2 separate regions of the Mus musculus genome follow, and region 2 is linked to region 1. Evidence: chromatin loops called from intact Hi-C (ENCODE). Cell type or tissue: heart. All regions are shown on one strand. Links, peaks and the distances in the headings refer to the core of each region. The heading gives the core; the rest is flanking DNA. Region 1 has its middle 13 kb from the start of Gm40271. Region 2 has its middle 15 kb from the start of Gm35155.

Region 1 (9,908 bases), core at 1,066-9,065:
AATTAAGAAAATGCCATACAACTAGAAAGGCCTCTATAGATAGGTTCCCTCCTATCAGATGACTGGCTTGTATCAAGTTGACATAAAACTAGGCAAGTCAACAGCTCATGCCTGTCATCCCAGAATTGTGGAGGCTAAGGCAGCATGGGTGTAAGATTAAGACCAGAAAGAATAGGAAGACTATGTGTCAAGTAATATATCTATATCGCTGAGCCCTACTATGTGCTAGCATTTTACATTCCTTATTGTAGCGGTCATCAGAATGGAGAGGTAGGTGCTGATGTTGGGAGACTGTAGGAGAGGATCTCTAGAATACAAAGGTGATAAGGGAAGGGAGCAGAATTTGAATCCAGTCTAACCACTCTCATTCACTACACAAGACACAAGACCTGGAGGCCTCCATCTCCAGGCCTGCCCGCAAGCATCTCTGTTTTAATAAGATATTTATTCGAGCCGGATGTGGTGGCGCATGCCTTTAATCCCAGCACTCGGGAGGCAGAGGCAGGCGGATTTCTGAGTTCGAGGCCAGCCTGGTTTACAAAGTTAGTTCCAGGATAGCCAGGGCTATACAGAGAAACCCCGTCTTGAAAATAAATAAATAAATAAATAAATAAATAAATAAATAAATAAATTAAATTAAAAATTAAAAAATAAAGATATTTATTAGAGCCTTCCAAGTCTGCTTTTGTTTCTGTTTGCTCGTAAAGAACTTCTAACCACACAAATGCCCCAATGCTCTTGTGCGGTGCTGCTGCTCAGCCAAGACAAGTAAGAGAGGAAGTTAGAGCCTTGGCAAGAGCTGGCAACTCAAGAGAATGCTGAGGACCACCCTTAATAGACCAGAGCCCAGGCACAAGGCTCTCCCTGGGCCACACCAGCAAACATCCTCAGTGTACAACAAAGTCAAGTTGGCAATAGCAGCAAACAGCTGTGCCAGGGAAAGGCGTCACCAAATCCCCCCATCCTAATGAGAACGAAGGAAAGCTCAAACTGTCATCCACCTGCTGCAGAAACCAATCACTTCTCCTCGGAACTGAGGGAAGAAATGCCTCTCAGGGCGCCTTTAGCTCCTTACAAACAAAATAAAACAAATCCTTCCTATGGATTTCATTTGCCATTTAATGCAACCTAATGATTTCCAATTGAAACCATATTCATGTTTGTATTGACTTATTAATAGCACATCCATTTTCCACACAATAAAGCCTGAGCATGAACTGGCGACTTTGACCAAAACGCATTAGGTAGCATTAAAGATTAAATAAACACTGTTGCTATGAGTAATGGTTAATAGCCTCTATTTGTCAGCCTATTGAAAATTGATCTCTGGGTATTTTGAGCAGGGGTTTCACAGAGTGCATTTTGAACATATTATGAATCATGACTATGTATTAAGACATGGACTGTTTTCCAGGCCGTCAGTGGAGCTTGTTACAACATTAGAATATTCTGGTTAATTTGCACAAATTGTTCCAATGTTTGTGGCAAAAGCCAAGCAGTAAAAGGGCAGAACTGAAACACATGTGTGATTAAGCAGCGACATAGATGGTACCAAGGAAACTAGTCTTGTTTGTTACCTCTGGGCCTGTGGTGTCACTAACCCACATTGGTGGGTGCTCATCCTTGTTTTGTTTTTTTGTTTTTTTGTTTTTTTGTTTTTTTGTTTTTTTTTTTTTTTTATTCCTAGAAATAAAAGCAAATGACTTGACACCCAGGAGAAGTTGAAAGGGCCAAGCCCTGGCAAAAGCCTGTAATTCCAGCTCCAAGACAGATTGAGGCAGGAATATTTAAAGTTCTAGGCAACCCTAGGCTACTGAGTGAGTTTGAGTTAGCTTGACAACTCAGTGAGACCCCGACCCAAAATAAAAGGTAAAAAGAAGGCTGGGACCATAACTTAGGGATAAAGTGTTGGCCTCACATGCTTGAGGCCATAGGTTCAACCCCCAAATACTATAGTAAGGAAGGCAGAAGCTGGGAATGATGGTAGCACACCTGTAATCCCAGCACTCTGGTGGCAGAGACAGGAAGATCAAGAGTTCAAGGCCAGCCTAGGCTACACAAGACTCTGTGTCAAAAAAAAAAAAAAAAGGATAGAAGTAAGACTTCCAGAAATATACCTTCAATAAACTGATTGTAATAGGTACAATTATTATTACCTATTGAATGTATACCTTCTTGGGCCAGTCAAGTTGAGTTGTTAAGTATGGGATACTCATTACCTCTAATTATCTCAACAACCCCCAAAAAGATTATTCTCTGTATGTCCAGCAGATGAACCATGTGTCATAGTTAATGTCACTGAGATCATTACGAGGGATCTTAAGGTTTGAATAAGAAAACTGAAGTAGAAATTTCAGGTTTCTTTGGAAACTCAGTTGTGTCCCATGATGTTCTTCTGGAAACTGTCTTGTGAGCAGGTGTTTTGCGGAAGCAGACACATGAGAGGATGTTTTGCTGAAACAATTGCTTGAGAGGCCATGTGATGTTTGCAAAGAATAGAAGTAGAGCTCTACGGACATTTCCCATTTCCCAGTGAGACAACGTTCTTGCTTTGCTATACCTTCTACTTCACTCGTCTTCACTGATCTCTGTTTGTCCTGACTTCGTCGAGAGAAACACACCAAAGAACTTCTTGTGGTACTCCAGCTGCGTCCTGCCTCTTCTGCTGACTCATGATGATTTAGCAGATCCTTATAGTTTCTGCTGGATCAAGCCGATGCTACTGGTTTGTGTTTGGTGCTTGCTATTGGACTGGATTGATTGGAATTGTCTCCAAAGAACCACTAAATAGATCCACAACCCACTCTGTCCTATTAACCATCTCTCTCTCTTACCTTTCGTGGATGGGCTAGAAGGGAGGTTAAAGCATTAAAGGGCCTAAGTAAAATTGGTTTTGAAAAATCTAAGCCCACAATGAACTGTCCTCCCACAGGCACATGTATTAAATATTTGGCCTTTAGCTTGTGATTCTAATTTGGAAAGATGTTGGAAAGTTTAGAAGCTAGAAGTCTTCGAGGGAGAAAATGGGCCCCTGGGGGTGTGTCTTGGAAGGTTATAACTGTTCATCTTCCTTCAGATTCCTTCAGACTCCCATCACCAGGATTCTTTTTCTGCCATGATCCCCAAAACTACAGAGCAGGATGATGGATCAAACTGTCTGAAACCCTGAGCCAAGTCTCAAATCTCCTCCTTTTAGCTATCCTCTCATGTGTTTTGGCCACAGCAAGAAGAAAGATGACGAATACAAGAAGACTTGATGCTTTTTGCCATACTTTATCCTCTCTGTGAAATGGATGGGTTGGGAGTTTTCACACACACTTGGCAGCTGTGAGACTAGAGCTCAGACAGCGAGATAATCAGTTGCTTTCTCCCTTCTCTTTTTATCATCTTTCCTCCCCCCTACTAATGACAGAAACAATGTAAGAGAGAAAGGGTTTATTTTAAAGGTGTCCAGTCCACCATGACAGGAAAGATACACCAGCAGGCAGAGAAAGTACTTGGCAGGAACAGGAGGATGGCTGGCCACATTGTATCTGTTCTCAGGAAACAGAGTGAACAGGAAGTAGAGACAAACCATAAAATCTTAGGTCCTGTCCCACGTGACCCACTTCCTCATGTGGGACTCTGCTTCCTAAAGATTCCACAACCTTTCCAAATGTGTCACCAGCTGGGACCAAGTCTTCAAATACATGATCCTCTGGGGACATTTCACATCAAAGCACAGTTCTACCTCTTGTCCTTCTTCCTATTGGATGATTTAGCATCATTCTTCCCCACGCACTTTCCAAGCACCCAAATTTGTCCCTCACCTTGTTTCTTTGATGTGAGAGGTCTTCATGTCTCAGGGGACCAGGCAAGGTGAGCCCTGACACTTTTCAGTACAAAACAGTTGGTCAGACCCAGGTTGAACCAAAGAAGGGTTCCTGACCTGAGAACAGAAGCAGGCTCTAGAGCTGTGGCTCTAGGTCAAAATTCCTTTGGGAGTCACATATCAGATATCCTACATATCAGATATTTATGTTACAATCATAATAGTAGTGAAATTATAGTTATGAAGTAGCAATGAAATAATGTTATGGGGGGCACTGTAATATGAGGAACTGTAAGAGAGGGTCTCAGCTTTAGGAAGGTTGTGAACCACTGCTCTAGAGGTTTCCAACGCCATGTTATGAGAGGAAGGGTAGGAAGAACGTGATGTCTTGAGCAAGGGGCAGTCTGGAGAGGTATAAGCTGACGGAATGACATTGTCAGATGAACTTAGAGCCTATACAATGTTACTAGCAAGAGCCATTTCAGCCACAATTGTTAAAAGTCACTTACCATATATGGGTAGCATCTGTCATCATCCAAGCATGTTGAATCCAGAAAGGCTTTTTAGCCAGAAGCTTTCCAAATTCATGAGAATGTCAAGGCAAGGGGACATTATTCTTCTTAGATGCCTCTGCTAAGTGGTCCCTATTTCCTTGTGGCCAACTTACCTTTAAAGATTTCTATTGCCAACTTTTCGATTTCCTCCTGTCCTTCCTCTAGTCTAGTCTACAGGCAATGAGGATTGCTGCTCTCCCAAGGGACTTCCACTGTGGTCTAGAACGACCCGTCCCATGAGGAATGGCTTAGACAGTGGACAGGGTGTCAGTTACAGTTGCACACAGACAACTGTATTAGTGTTTCTCACGCCATATGGCTACAGAAACCACAGCAGCAAACATCCCTAGAAGATACTGGAGGCTCACCTGCCCCTAGTCTCCCAGAAGGAGCTCAGCATTCCCTCTAGGGTTAGTATTCAAATCCCCACAACAGGAACTAAAGGATAAACATTGCCACTATAACTGTTCAGGCTGCTGTCTAATCAGTACTCAGAATGGGACTGTGCAAGATTCCCATGGTAGGTTGGCATTATTATCTAGATTTAAGGGTCCAGACCCTGAGACAATTGGCTGATCTGCTCACGGTCACATGACAGATAAGAATTAGCACTAAGATTTGAACCCAAGTCCAGCTGCTTCTCCTGCTTAGGTATTTCTGATACCTGTTTCTGATAACACTGTTGATGACTTAATCCCACGACTCCATTCAATCTCAGCTAACCTTTCCTATCTGCTAATTCAGCAGCAAGCCAACACTATTACCCTATACCTCATCTTCCACATGCTTATAGTGAAATCAGAATGATAATAGGTGGCAGATAACTCCTTCATTTAAGGCTTGCCATTCAAGCCTAGGACCAGATTTAAATCCTGAGTGTTGTAGCATGCCTAGTGATCTCATTGTTGAAGAGATGGAGACAAGAGGATCCCTTGAGATCTTTGGTCAGTCATTCTAACCAATTGGTATGTCTCCAGTAAAAACGAGAAACCTTGTCTTAAAAAAGGTAAGTGTATGACATCTGAGGAATTACACCTGAAGGTAAACTTTGAAATTCACACACACACACACATAGAGACAGACAGACAGAGACAGAGACAGAGACAGAGACAGAGACAGCTCAGTGGAGTCAAAGCATTTGCCACCAAGCTTGACTGCCTGAATTTGATCCCTGGGACCTACAAGGTGTAGAGAGAAGTGACTCCCACCAGCTATTTCCTGAAGTCCACATGGAAACTTTGATATACATGTTCACGTGCACACACATACATAAATGTAACACAGAGTGTAACAGTCCTTTGCTGAGTCATTGAGGCCAGACACTGCTTCTTCACGTGTGGTTTTAGTCTAGTTTCCTTGGAATGTCCTTCCCTTCATCATCATTTTAAAGATGATGAACTAGACATGAAACAGTTGGGCTGAGTGGCTCATAGTGCCATGATACCTGTATTAAAAGGCCAGTTTCTTCCCACTACAAAACAAATCGGGTAGAGGAGGTCAAACCAACCCCTGTCGCTCAGAGGCAGTTCCTTAGGGAAGGGACATTCCAGTATGTATTCTTGACTGGAGTCACTGGAGCTGGGTCTCAATTCTGAGGAATATTTCACAGACCTGGGGCAAAGTTTCACCTCAGCCAGGTGAACGGTAGGAACCAAAAGGGGCCAACAAGGAGGATAGCAGGCTAGCCTGTCTGACTTAGGCAAAGGAGAAAGCTCCTACGTGTGCATCTACACGTGATTCATGTCTACAGTCTGCAGCTGTTACGCCTGTCATGCAGTCACTCCCAGCCCTTGGGGAATACCTACTACCCACCTTACCTAGACAGAGAGCCCACAGGTGCAAAGAAGTTACCCAATTTACCCCAGGACAAAGAACTGGCCGAGTTACAGAAGTCTGCACTGCTCTGGGCATTCCGCTGTCTTCTAAAATGCAGTGTATAACAGAAGGAGTCAGTTGCTTGAACTGGGGGCTCTTGAGACAGACTCCCTGAGCCTGAGGTGACTGTCAGCTCTATCTTAGAGACGACCTAGATGCAGAGGTCAGCCCTCGGATCCATGTCTGACCTTGTCCTTCTGTTCTTGAGAATTGAGAGCATCTGTTTGTGTCCTGGGAACTGAGAGGGCACAGTTAGCTGCTCTTCCTCCCAGGCATTTGTTAGATGAATCAATCTGTCCACGGGTGAAGGGCATAAGGCTAAAGGCAAGAGAACAGTACCCAGAAGGCTGGGAATTCAAGAGAAGTATGGTCTAGCCACCACCCGCCCATATCATCTTTTCTCTCTATGCCAAAATTCAGTTTGGAGGGTTTTGTTTGTCATTTAGAATTTTTTTTTGTATGTATGTATAAATGTTTTTGCCTGCATGTATGTCTCTGCACCACATGCATGCCTGGTGCAAGCAGAGGTCAGAAGAGGGTATGGGATCCCCTGGAACTGAGTTACAGATGGTTGTGAGCTGCTATGTGGGGTCAGTCGGCATAAAGAGGATTTGCTGCAGAGGGACATCATGACACCAGTCTGCCCCTCCCCAAAGCCTGGAAGAGAAGAAAGTCTCTAAGCACCTCCCAACACACATACACACACTCACACACTCTCTCATATGCATGCACACACACTACCCTCCCAGTACACAACAGCACCTTCCCTCAGGTTTCTCCTTCTGGCTCTGCTGTGTCCCTCCCTGTTCCCCTGCTGGCCCTATCCACATATGCAATAACACCAAGGTCACTTAGTGATACTTCCACTGGGGACCTGAAACGTGCTGGAATGGGCTTTGTCCTCAGTCGAGAATGCCAGAAATCTTCATGCCAGCCTGGCTCCAGTTCCTAACATTACAGTCCCCTAACCACACTCCATGGAAGGAAAAGAGAAGAGTATCCATGGCCTGGGTCCCAACCTGGCCCTTCTGAAACATACACACATACACACACACAAACACACACACACACCTTTTTCTACACTAAGGGCTGGGTTTAGGTATTTCTAAGTCCTTTCCAGCTCACAAACTGGAAATAGTGTTCTTTGGTTGCTATGCAGGCTTTGAGAATGTGGCCTGACTGGTATTGTGGGAATACTTAGGCCTTCCAAGCCTCACAAGAAAGAAAATTCCTGGGTGAGATTTCCTAGAAGGCTCCTTGCCAAAGGGCTTCTTGGCCATGAGAAGCAAGTCCCCAAAAGTCTCCCTCACCCACCCACAACCACTTTAATAAAAAAAGGTCCCTTTAGAACTTCAAGCTCTAATAACACCTAATCAGAAGGGAGGGAGATGGCTCCTTATGTAGAAACTTAAACCTTTTGTTTTGTTTTGTTTTGTTTTTGTACAATTTTTTTCCCTTTTGTGTTTCAGGCGAAGAAAGACTTATCAGGGCATACAAAAGGTGTGTTGTGTTTTGCTTAATTCTAAAAATGTGACTTTAAAATTTTTTTCCCATAAATAGGCATAATCACCATATTCTATAGATTAATTTCCTTCAGTTTATATACCAACTTCAGTCTCTCCCAGTTTTACACACGACACCAACTCACTTTGAACAGTAACAACCAAAATATATAAAAATGTATAGCATTAGTACTTACACATACACTCAGGGACACACATGAGTGCCAACCATTGATCGGCTCATTTCCCCCATAAACTACTACAGCATGCCAGAAGGATTTCAACATTCCTCTGAGGAAACACACCTTTACTTCTCTCACAAGTCACTGTCTGGCTCTTCTAGGCAGGCGATCTTTCAGTGTGTGCATCAATGTCAATTTATTGGTTTTAATTCCATCTCCTTTTTATTAAAGGCGTTACTGTATTGCTTCTGGCAATGCAGTTCCAGACAAGACAGGTTCTGCCTTTCAGAAGAGATATCCTTCCAATATTAGTGACACGGAGCTTTTAGAAAGAACCTAAGCACAAGCAGAGATGGAAACTAAGGCCCAGAGAGGGACCAGCATGTTTAACACCATCATGAGCAAACTAGCAAGAAAAAGAGGAGTAGAGAACTCTGATAACCTCATTGCTGATGATGGGTGATTTGTACCACAAAAGCTTCCTCAAATCTTAAATAAATAAATAAATAAATAGCAACTTTTCCCAAGAGCCCATTTATCTAGGGCCCATGAAAGCCTTTCTCTTCCTTTATTGTGATTTTGAGATGGTTTTCCTTTCTTTCTTTCTTTTTTTTTTAAATGTACCCCATTATTTTTAGTGTGTATGTGTATGACTCTGTGTGTGTGTGTGTGTGTGTGTGTGTGTGAGTGTGTTTGTGTTGGGGGGGGGTGAAGCGAGCACACAGAGGCATTGAGGAGTCTAGTGCTGGGATTACAGGCAGCTATAAATTACCTATTGTGGGTGCTGGGAACCAAACTCAGGTCCTTTACAAGACCAGAACAAGTTTTTAACAAACGTTTAACTCTCTAGTCCCTGGGGGCCCTTTTCATGTTGTTTTTATCCCTTGGTTGCAAATATTAACTGCTTTTAACACAGAAAGCATTAATGTTTCGTGTGTAATACCAAAGAATCCCCATTCGGACACTTAGGGGCTCTTAATCTGGGACATCTGGTATACCTCATACTTTGTCTTTAGAAGCATTCCCTATGCCATTGGCTAGCCATCTGGTCCTTCTAGCAAGACACTACACAAAAACCATTTCTGCACAAGCTGTCCATGATGACTTATATCTGCTGTCAGGGGGCTTAGGAGGCTAAGATAATTACGTAATTGCTGTGAGTTCTAGTCTACCCTGGTCTACAGAGTGAAACCCTGTCTCAAAAAACAAAACAAAAAAGCAAAAATACAATTAAACAAAACAAACCCCCAAAACAAGGGCAATAAAAGATTATTATGGTGTTTTTCTTCCTATAAAATAGCTTCCATAAACATCATTCATCCCCAATCTCGAAGTATCTTCTAACTCATTCCTCTCTCCTCTCCCAAATAAATACAAACACAGCTATGATGCCATTTTACAGAAGGCACTTTGAAGGAGTAAGGTATAAGCCAATTCCTCAGGGGTTATGAGTACAGTGTTGGGGTAAGACAATTGGACACAGTAAAGACACTGATGGAATTCACTGTGGTCAAAGAAGACATGGTGAGTAGCTATGGTGAAGCAGGGAGCAGCTGGAAGCAGAGTCCAAAGAATATTGTGATCCATTTTAAGTTTGGATACTATTCTGTCAGCCGTGAGGGTTATGGAACATATTAAATAACAAGGCAAATAATGAGACTGGTCTTTAGAATTCTTATTTATTAATTTTAAAGTTATTAAAATAATGTAGGTAAAGCTAAATATGTCAGAATATACTTGTCACTTTTGTACTTGAGAAAGAAGGATTAACATGAGTCCAATGCCAACTTTCCCTACAAAGTAAGAATGTACCCCAACACATGGTGCGGGGAGGAGAGGAAAAAAAGGAATAAAGAACCTGGCGTGGTGGCACACGCCTTTAATCCCAGCACTCGGGAGGCAGAGGCAGGCAGATTTCTGAGTTCGAGACCAGCCTGGTCTACAAAGTGAGTTCCAGGACAGCCAGGTCTCGAAAAAAGAAAAT
Region 2 (9,908 bases), core at 546-8,545, 54 kb before region 1:
TAGACAGATGAAGCAGGCAGGGAGGATCTTAAATTTAGTCCTGGTTTGCTAACCAATCAACTTAGGGCTTTGCAAATTCATTTGCCTCCTCCATTTCTCACATGTGAGATGGAACAGCTGATGAGGGAAGTGACAGAGTCTTCCATCTGGGTGCACAGTTGCATAATCTCTAAAGTCATTGCAGACTGTGTTGTACAATGTTTTGTCTTTTGGTTTTGTTTTTATGAGATAGGGTCTCACTCTGTAGCCTTGACTGACCTAGAGCTCCCTATGTAGGCAGGCCTCAAATTCACAAAGCTCCACCTGCTTTCGCCTCTTGAGTGCTGGAATAAGAGCAATGCACACCATACACAGTTTATTCTCTTTAGTACAGACTGTGATAGGATCCTCCCTTGTCTCCTTGAATCTAGACTCAACTCTCCTTGTTCTCCCAGTATCTTCTGCCAGATACCCCATAAAGAACGTCAGATTTATCCTCTGGGTTAATATTCATTCATCTTCCACAATCAAGTTGAACTTCCACCTTCTCTCGACACCTTCCACGATTACTAATATAAACTGATCCCCTTTCTGGCTTCCCAAAGAAGGGAGGGAGAGAGGGCACCCATGTTTGTCTCTGAGTCTTGCCATTTATCAGCTATATGACAGGGAGTATGCCACTGTGATTATTGGACTCTTGGTGTGCACATCTACAACGTGAGTCATTTCATGTGTAAAGACGGGCATGTTTTGAGCATCATTCCCATGTGAAGCACAACACTCTTCTTGGTATTTGTTTCAAGTGTAAACAGACCTTCTTCCATGCTAAGACCATGTAGTTAGAGTCATGTTTTCATGGCTCTGTGTTGCAGCAGGGACAGACGGCTCATTCGAAAGCATTTGTCATAGCTCCTCCATTATTTATGTGCCCCCTGCACACCTCTCCCAGGTCTCCTGAGCTCTGTAGAAAGTGTGTTTCTAATCCCAGCTAGCTTTCCCTCCCACAGTACTGCAAGGAGTAGAAAGGACGTCTTCTCTGGAGCTGTCCTGTGCTGTGGAATACATCTGACTGATGTGTAGGTCTGCTTGTGCCAAGCATCTTTTACATGGATAATTTTAGCCTTGACTTTCATGTTTTCTACAACTTACTAAGAAACACTTTTATCTTGCCCTGACTTCAAGATTCTGGGCTCTACATTCTATTTCTAGTATATTTTCCCTCTTCTACATCATCAGTGGTAGGGGTCATTTAGGAGAAATGCATTGTTTATCAAAATGCTTTATAATAAGCATATTACCTTTAAAAACAAACAATCATGTTCCCAAATCTAGAGTCCAGATATGAAACAATGAATTAGCAAAAACTGAGAGAGACTCAGATACTCTATCCCCATTTTATCCCTGAGCACCTAAATACCTCCAGACCATTCAGCTGCAGTAGGAGACTTCAACATGTTATCACTGAAATGTTGCACAGGAACTAGGAAAGCTGGGAATACCAATATAACCCTAGCACCATCCCTGAGAACCAGAAACAACAAAAACAGCCCAGTATGGGTGGTATGTCAGTACACCACACCATCCCAGACCTCAGGAGACTGAGGCATCGGGCTCAACTCTGATTTCTTAGTGAGACCCTGTATCAGGGAATAAGTGCTGGAAATAATGGAGTTCTTCCCTAGTATGCATAAATCCGTGGGGTCAATCCTTGCACTGCCAAATGAATGAATGAATGAATGAATGAATGAACAACCAAATTTGGCACAGGTGAAAATGGAAAGGAGGATAGTTACAAGAGAATTTTTCATCATTATGATGGTTACCTTGAATTGTCAACTTGAAATAATCTAGAATCATGTGATGTCTCGATTTAGATTTCTGTTGGGGTAACAAAACACTTTGACCAAGCCAACTAATAAGAGAAAATATTTAATTGTGCTAATTGTTTCAGAGGGTTAGAGTCGATGATGTCAGAGCAAAGACATGGCTATAAGAACAGCTAAGAATTCACATGCTGATCCAAAGCAGGAAACAGAAAGCACACTGAGAATGACAAGGGTCTTTTAAAACTGCAATGTGCATCTCCAGTGATACACCTCCTCCAACAAGGCCACCCCCCCCAATCCTTCCCAAACAGCTCCATCAACTGGGGATTAATTATTCAAACATATGAGCCAATGGGGGCCACTCCTTTTCAAACCACCATACCTGGGAAAGATCTTGGTGAGAAGTAATCTATACTTGGGTTGATCTTTCGGCATGTCTATGGGAGACTGTCTTAATTCAGTGGGGGGAAGACCCAGACCACTATGAATTGCACTATTCCCTAAGCAAGCAGTTCTGAACCGTAAGATCCATCTAGATCAATAGAGTTTGGCACAAGTGAACAAGCTAGTACGCACACATTCCCATCTCTGGCCCTGACTGTGAATGTGCTGTGAGCATCTGTTTTAAGTTTCTGCCTGGTGACTTCCCTGCTAGGATGTACTGTAACCTGGATTTTTGAGCTCAAATAACTCCTTCCCCCCCTTATGTTAGGTTGCTTTTTTGTCAAGGTATTTTATCACAGAAACAGAAATAAAATTAGCATACCCATACTGAAAAGTTAACAGGTTGTTCTTTAAACTGTCATATCAAGATACAATATGCTGCTAAGAGAGGCGGAGGAAAATGACAGGAGTCAACAAAAAGTTCAGAGCTGTCACCTCCGAGGAGAAAGAGATAGGGAAAGGCTGAGGGGAGACTTCCTGTTTCCCAAGAAGCCTTGCAGAAAGTTTCAAATGCGATGCTTTTGTGACTTCAATGAGCGATAAATGAAAGGAAAATAAATCCTCATGGGCAAGGTGAAGTCGGTAGCCTGGATTGTCTCTCACTGACTTCCGGAGGAAACAGCTGTTTGGGAAGGCCCACCTCCCCCATCCTACACTCCCTTTTCTTCCTCCCTCTCCCCCTCCCCAACTCCTATCCCCTGCCCATTTCCACCAGCCACAGATTGAAAATTCCAGTGAACTAGCTGGGCTCATGTTCCCTTCCCAGATTTTCGGGATGTAGAACCGGCTCCTTCCTGAGAGTCCAGCTGCCTTTTAGTCTTCTGGGGCTTGGGGGTGGGAATGGGGGAGGGGCGGCGTTGCAGACTGTGGGTGTGGCAGGCTCTGGCCCGAGCAGGCAGAGCTGGAATACAGAGTGGGTCCTCATGAAGGAGTGCTGAGTGACTTTCTCACCAGTGGCCGGCTCACCCCCTCATCAGCTTCTAGGAATCTAAGCAAACAAATTCCATCCCTGTTGGAAGCAGCAAATCTTAGTTTATGGGTGAAGTCTGCCAGTGCCTACAGCAGAGAACAATTTCTCTCCTTACACAGACTCCTGAAGCTCTGGCCGGTGGCAGCTGTTGTCCCATTAGGAACACATTTTCCACGGTGTAACCCACCCTGCCACCCGCCGGGCGACCACCGACCACCGGCTTCAGCTCTACAGCCAGAAACAGCTGGAATGGGTCACTCAAATCCACAGGACTGTGGCGCCTAGAGAAATATTAGCCCCCAGATACAATGTCCCCTGCGCTGAGTGAATAGGAGAAAGAAGATTGTGGCTGGGAAGAGAGGTGAGTGAATGGTTGTTATGGGTCCTTCCAGTGGGCCCTGCTCCCACACACATATTCCCTGCCCCCAAACTCATGCACACCCATGCATAGACATGTTTCTGACCAAACACGCATGCACACCCACACAAACACACAGGTTCCTACTCACAGGCACATGCTTATCTACCTGTACCATGGCTCCTGTTCCCACACACATTCACACACACACACACACACACACACACATGCACACACACACACACGAAGACACAGGACCCTGCTTCTGCTTCCGCATACAAATACATCCATACAGATACCCACACCTCTGCTCTCCCATACATACACACCTACAGAGACCCACATGCCCCCTGTTCCTACACATGCACACCCACAGAAACACACTAGCCCCTGGTCCCACACACATGCTCTTGCCCACAGAGGTCCCTGCCTGTACACACATGCACAGACATAAGCCCCTGATCCCACATATACACACCCCAATACAGACACACAAGCCCCTGTTCCCTCATGCATGCATACCTACAAAGACTCATGCTCTGTTCCTGGAATCCTCAGAGGCACCAGACAGAGCCTAATCCCTCATCCTGACACACGCAAGATCACCTGTGCTTAGCCACAGACAAGAAGGAAATACTCTCCCAAGCATAGAGTGGAGTCATCCTTCACTACTATTGTGAAGCGAGTAAATCATATTCTAAACTGTGTGTTCTATAGATCACATGATGAGATTCAGGAGACAACAATATTCTCTTTATTTACAACTCTTCCTCATCTGCCTTCTCTGCCAGTATCATTCCTAAAAGCCTGGCTTGAAGATGTTGTTCCGTTTGAACATCCCCACCTTAAACATTGAGTCTGATCCTGTCCCGGCAGACTGTCCACTGGCCTCAGTGTGCCAGACTGCATTTTTAAAAATCCCCGGAAAGCTCCTGCATTGTGAGCAGGTCCTGCTGACCAGGCTGAGTTTTACAGCCCAGCTCCCCAACAATGCCATTTATTGCACACGAAAGATCACAGCGGCAGATGTGGGCGGCCTCGCTCTGGCCTCTTGAAATTGCATCTGTTTTGAAATTTGACTCGACTTCAATCCGAAGCTGACCATAACATCCATGGCATCGGTGGGAGGTGTTTACTAGATAAGCTTTTGATATTTGATGTTCGCTAATCATATTAAACGCTTGAAACAAAATCCCAGCTACAATAAATCCTCACAATTGTACACGAGGCAGGAAATGCTGGCGGGCCCTGCCTGGGGTGTGATCAGATCTCGGGTGGCTCAGGAAAAGAATCTGGGTCTAGAGGTCAAGAAACAAGAGACCTGGGAAACCTTCTCCCACCCACACTAGAGCTGGGACTCCCCAGGGTCTTGCCCATACTAGGTGAACATTCTATCATTGAGCCATCCGTCCAGTCCCCGAGACTCTGTGTAGCTGGCATCAAGAAGCTGCAGATTTTCCATCTATCAAATCATGGCTCAGACATTTAAGGAGATTTGCCCTAGTTACAGTGCCAGGGGTAGACAGGGACGTGAAGAGCCTTCCCAGGGCAGAAGCAGAGGCAGATACGTGGGTAGTCACCTGGTTCTTAGGCTTTTCAGTAGCTCAATCTGACTCCTCATTCGATTTTAACGCCATGAACACTGAGCACTTTAGTATCGTAGGTGGACAGAAGACAGGTATGTCCTTAAGAGCAACTGCTGACTCCCTTCTCCGGTGGAAGTGGCTCTGGAGGCCATCTCAGCCACTGCCTCTTTCCTGGACAGAGTTCAGCCTCTACCATTTCCATCCCATACACACTACACATCAAACTAATATTGTCTCACCAACCCGAGTCCATTCCTACCCAATCCTACCAAGGTAGGCAGGTCCCTTGATTCTCTACTTCAACCATAATCATAATTTTAGGCTTAAAATCATACTTCAAAAGAACTGAGAGCCTGGGAATTATAGCTCAGCGATAGATCACAGGCTTCCTGTGCATTAGACCTCAGCTTCCAGCCCCTGTAGCAAAATAACGACCAAATAAAACACAAATTCCAGAGGATCTAGGACTGCTCTCTGGTACCTCCACTATTCTCATACCGCCTGGTTTTACCATTACGGCTCCAGTTCTTAGAACAAAGCCAGCATCTGATCCTTAATTATTATTTCCCTATGAAACTGACCTAGTGACAGTACAAGCAGTGCTTGCAATGTAGCCTCCCAAGTCAGTCCGTCTATGTAAAGGAACCATGAAGCCAAAGACCATTGAAGATTCTGTAGCATTGGGATCCTTATAGTAGAATGAGGTTGTTGTCTCTAGCCAAGGCAGTTTCCGTCATATCCCTCCAGACCCTGACTACCTCGTGCTACTAAGGCTCCCAGGGTTTCTCTGAGCCCTGTGAAACATCTACTTAATAACAATGGAAAACTTTTGTTTAGAGCTAAGAAATTTCAAAGTACCACAAAAGTGGTACCAAGCAGGTGGAAGAGCAGAAGAGAACACTTAAGCTCACCTTCCTGGGAACCCAACTGTCAGGTGTGTAAGCCCCGCCCCAGAGTGATCTTTATTTACCTCCACCTCTTAGAACCTGGAAAGGCCACCAGTGATGTGCTGTAGTGACTGGATGCCTGATTTCTTCCGAAGGGGATCATTCTCCTTGGTGCCGGCACAGGCCAGTAGTGGAGCTGTCTCCTTCTTGGGACTAATCTAGCATTTGCTCACAAAATGAAGGCTTGCCTACTAGGCCATACTTTTAACCAAACGGGCCAATTTAAAACCGGGCACATTACAGCTAGGGCTAGCAATCAGTGAAATTCTCTCAGCAACAAGGAAAAACATAGCTCAGACTCCAGCTTTCTGGTGGCTAAGAACCCCCAAATAGGAGCCAATTGATCCTGAGCCCTTCCCTAGCAGCAAACCCTCTTATACATAGGCTTATGTTTGAATCTCTGTGCCTGCTGTGCTGTGGCTAGTTTTAGAAGTTTGCTTCAAGTGGAGCATGGTGGCACATCCCTTTATCCTAGCACTGGGAGACGGAGAGGGGCAGATCTCTGAGCTCAAGGCTAGCTTGGTCCACATAGTGAATTCCAGGACAGCTACAGCTACATAGAGAGAACCTATCGAGAGAGTAGGGGCAGGAGGGAGGGAGGGAGGGAGGGAGGGAGGGAGGGAGGGAGGGAGAGAGGGAGGAGACAGAGACAGAGACAGAGAGACAGAGACAGAGAGACAGAGAAGGGGGAGAAGGACAAAACCAATTTCATCTTCACATCTTCAATAGATAAAACCCCAAAATCCCAAAATCTTTTTTGGGGGGTGGGGGTTTGAGACAGGGTTTCTCTGTATAGCCCTGGCTGTCCTGGAACTCACTTTGTAGACCAGGCTGGCCTCGAACTCAGAAATACGCCTGCCTTTGCCTCCCAAGTGCTGGGATTAAAGGCGTGCACCACCACTGCCCGGTAAAAACCCAAATTCTAAAAGGAATAAGAAAAACAGGGTTTAAACCTGAGCCTGAACTTTAGATTTGGCCATGAAAACCACTCATGGTTCTCATGTCCCCAAAACTTTAAACTTAGAAATTAAGCCATGTTATCATTTTGGAAAATCTTGGGCAGTTTAGATGTATACATCTTTAACCTCAGTTTTCGGGAGACAGAGGCAGGCTGATCTCTGTGAGTTTGAGGCCAATAGTGTGTGTGTGTGTGTGTGTGTGTGTGTGTGTCTGTGTCTGTGTCTGTGTGTCTGTGTCTGTGTGTGTCTGTCTGTGTCTGTGTCTGTGTCTATGTGTCTGTATCTGTGTGTATTTGTCTGTGTAAGTTTTTTCCTTATAAGACCAAGGTCTTGTAGTTTCTGGAAAATCCTAGAAATTGCTATGAACCCCTAGTGTAATGATAGCCTCTGGGAAGTTGAAATAGTTACAAGTAGTTAGTTATGAACCACCTGATGTAGATACTGAAAACCTATCTGCAAGAATATTATGCACTGAACTGTCTCTCTAGCTCCAAACTAAAGGAATTCAGGGCATTGATGTGATATGAGTGGATTCAGCAGCATCTGACCTAATCAATAGATATAGCCTTTCATAATATGATGACATCAAGGGTTAGGGGGAAAGTAGATGGTAGGAAAGAATGTGTGCCGGGGAAGATGAATCCTGTTCCCAGTCCCTTCCCCTCTCCTCTCTCCTCTCTGCTCTCTGACTGCAATGATCTAAGATGTTCTCCTTACTATCATGGGCTAAGTAAGCCCTCTGAAACCATAAGCCAAAAGATGTCTTTTCTATCTTCAGTTCTTTTCTTTGGCTATTTTGTAGCAGAAAAAGTCTGGCTAACACTTAAGTTTAACGTTTTATCAGGATTATTTTCAAATTCCCAACAGTTCAAAGACACTTAACATCTTTAGTGTTTTTCTGTGTATAGCTGTGTTTCTCTTGCTTTGTGACATTGTCTTCACAATTGTAATTAAATGTCCAACTTTATATCCTGTCATTTCTCCTTAATATAACATAACCATTTCCCTGTGTTTTTAGTAGATTCCATAAACATCCTTTCAATTAGTATAAAAACATCTATTATGAGGATATAGCAATGTGAATCCCCCATTCTAGGATCTTTATCTTGTTTCCAATTTTCCCATAGTATATAAACAATACTGTAACATCCTTGTTTAAGCATCTCTTTCCTTCAGAATTTTTTTCTGAAGTAGAAACACTAGGTCAAAGGGCATAAATGGTTTAAGATTATTGATTTGAGAAAACAGCAGTAAGTATACTTCAGAGCTAGTTGGTAGAATACTTTTGTGATGTACACAAATCCCTGGGTTCTATCCCCAGCACCATTCAAACTAAGTGAGATTTAGTGCATGCCCCATATCCAAGAACTTCAGAAGCACATGCAGGAATATCACAAGTTCAAGGTTATACTTAGCTACACAGCAAAGATGATTACAACTAGGCTTATGAGATCTTGTCTCATAAAAGAAATACATGAAGTACTATGAAGATGATTCCAGCAATAAAGCAATTTCCTTGAGTGTGGGAACCTGGATTTGAATTGGCAGCACCCAATTAAAAAGTCATCACAGATAAACAGGAGGATCTCTGAGTTGAATGGTCAGCTAGTCTAGCTGGATCCATTAACTACAGAATCAATGAGAGATCTTGTCTCAAAAAAAAAATGTGGGCCTAAAGGCACTTTCTGACAACCTGAATTTAGTCCCAAGGGACTCTCATGATAGAACTGACTCCCCTAGGTTATCATCTGACTTCACCATAAACACACACACACACACACACACACACACACACTAAATGTAATATAAAATGAAGGTGGAGAGGAATGGAGAAAGACACCCAGTAACAACTTCTCACATCCATGAACACAGGCATACACATGCACATGTACAAACCTGCATTCATTCATACACTATATATACTTTAAAGATTGCACACAGTATCAAAACAGGAAGACATGTTCCAAATCACTGGTTTAGTGTCTGCTCTCCCCAGATAAGGAAGAACCAAAGGTACCACATAATTGTGGTCAATAGTCACTGCCAGTTGAACCCAATAGCCCCTCTCCCTCCTGTTCACATTTGGCTCACTTTTCAAAACATGGTCGCATTTAGCCTTCATCTGCTTCTCTTGGCCCTTTCTTCTTATAGACACAAAGCTCAGAGGTAGTTATTTGCATCTCTTTGCCTAACTGTTAGAATTAGTCATGGTTTGTGCCTCGACAAGGACTGACTCTCCACACTATGAAGCACCTCTAGTGATGCCCCTCCAGCCCCACCCTCATTCCATCCACACACAGCTGGGAGCACTGGACCCCTTGGAGACCATCACCTTGATCTACCATCCTCTCACTCCTCCATCCTTAACAGAATAAATGTGGAAATATGCTCCCTGGGTTAGGCCAGCCTCTCCAGAAACCAGATTCTTCACTTCTTACCTCTTCATGAGGGAAAGGGTCAGAGACCCAAGTTCTATATAAACTTTCACAGGCAAAGAGAAGCCACAGCACAGTAGGTAGACTGAGTCACATTCTGAGAATTAGGACATGGAGAATGTGGCCTCCCAGGGGTAACCTGTAAGACCTTCCTCCTTTCTTAATGATTATAATTTGACTCCATCTACCTACCCCCAAGGGGTCATCCATCCATCAGGGGCAGGCAAAAAGGTGAGAATGCAAGGGACAATCAGAAATGGCAGTCCCCTCCTCCAACAATGGCTCCAAGCTAACCAGGACATCTTTGCCAGGAAGCAATATGTACAAAGACACTGAGCCTAACTGTGTAATTATGCTAGGATCCTTTCTAATAATTAGCTTTCCCTTACGAGAAAGGCAAATAA

What was found. Peaks named below come from ENCODE experiments on the same cell type or tissue, not always from the same donor. Only the 100,000 strongest peaks of a DNase experiment are listed, where the experiment ranks them.
Region 2: a loop joins it to region 1, with 1.9 times the contacts of the local background. A loop is called at or near these places in 2 of 42 quality-filtered maps.

The regions. Positions count from the first base shown.
Region 1 is chr12:12,891,512-12,901,419 of GRCm38, forward strand. No RefSeq gene overlaps it. Among named protein-coding and RNA genes, the nearest start is that of Gm40271, 13 kb to the right of the region's middle. In heart, for the core only: no CTCF peak of the experiment used is centred there; no DNase peak of the experiment used is centred there.
Region 2 is chr12:12,837,841-12,847,748 of GRCm38, forward strand. No RefSeq gene overlaps it. Among named protein-coding and RNA genes, the nearest start is that of Gm35155, 15 kb to the left of the region's middle. In heart, for the core only: no CTCF peak of the experiment used is centred there; no DNase peak of the experiment used is centred there; H3K4me3 peaks cover 797 bases; H3K27ac peaks cover 2,053 bases.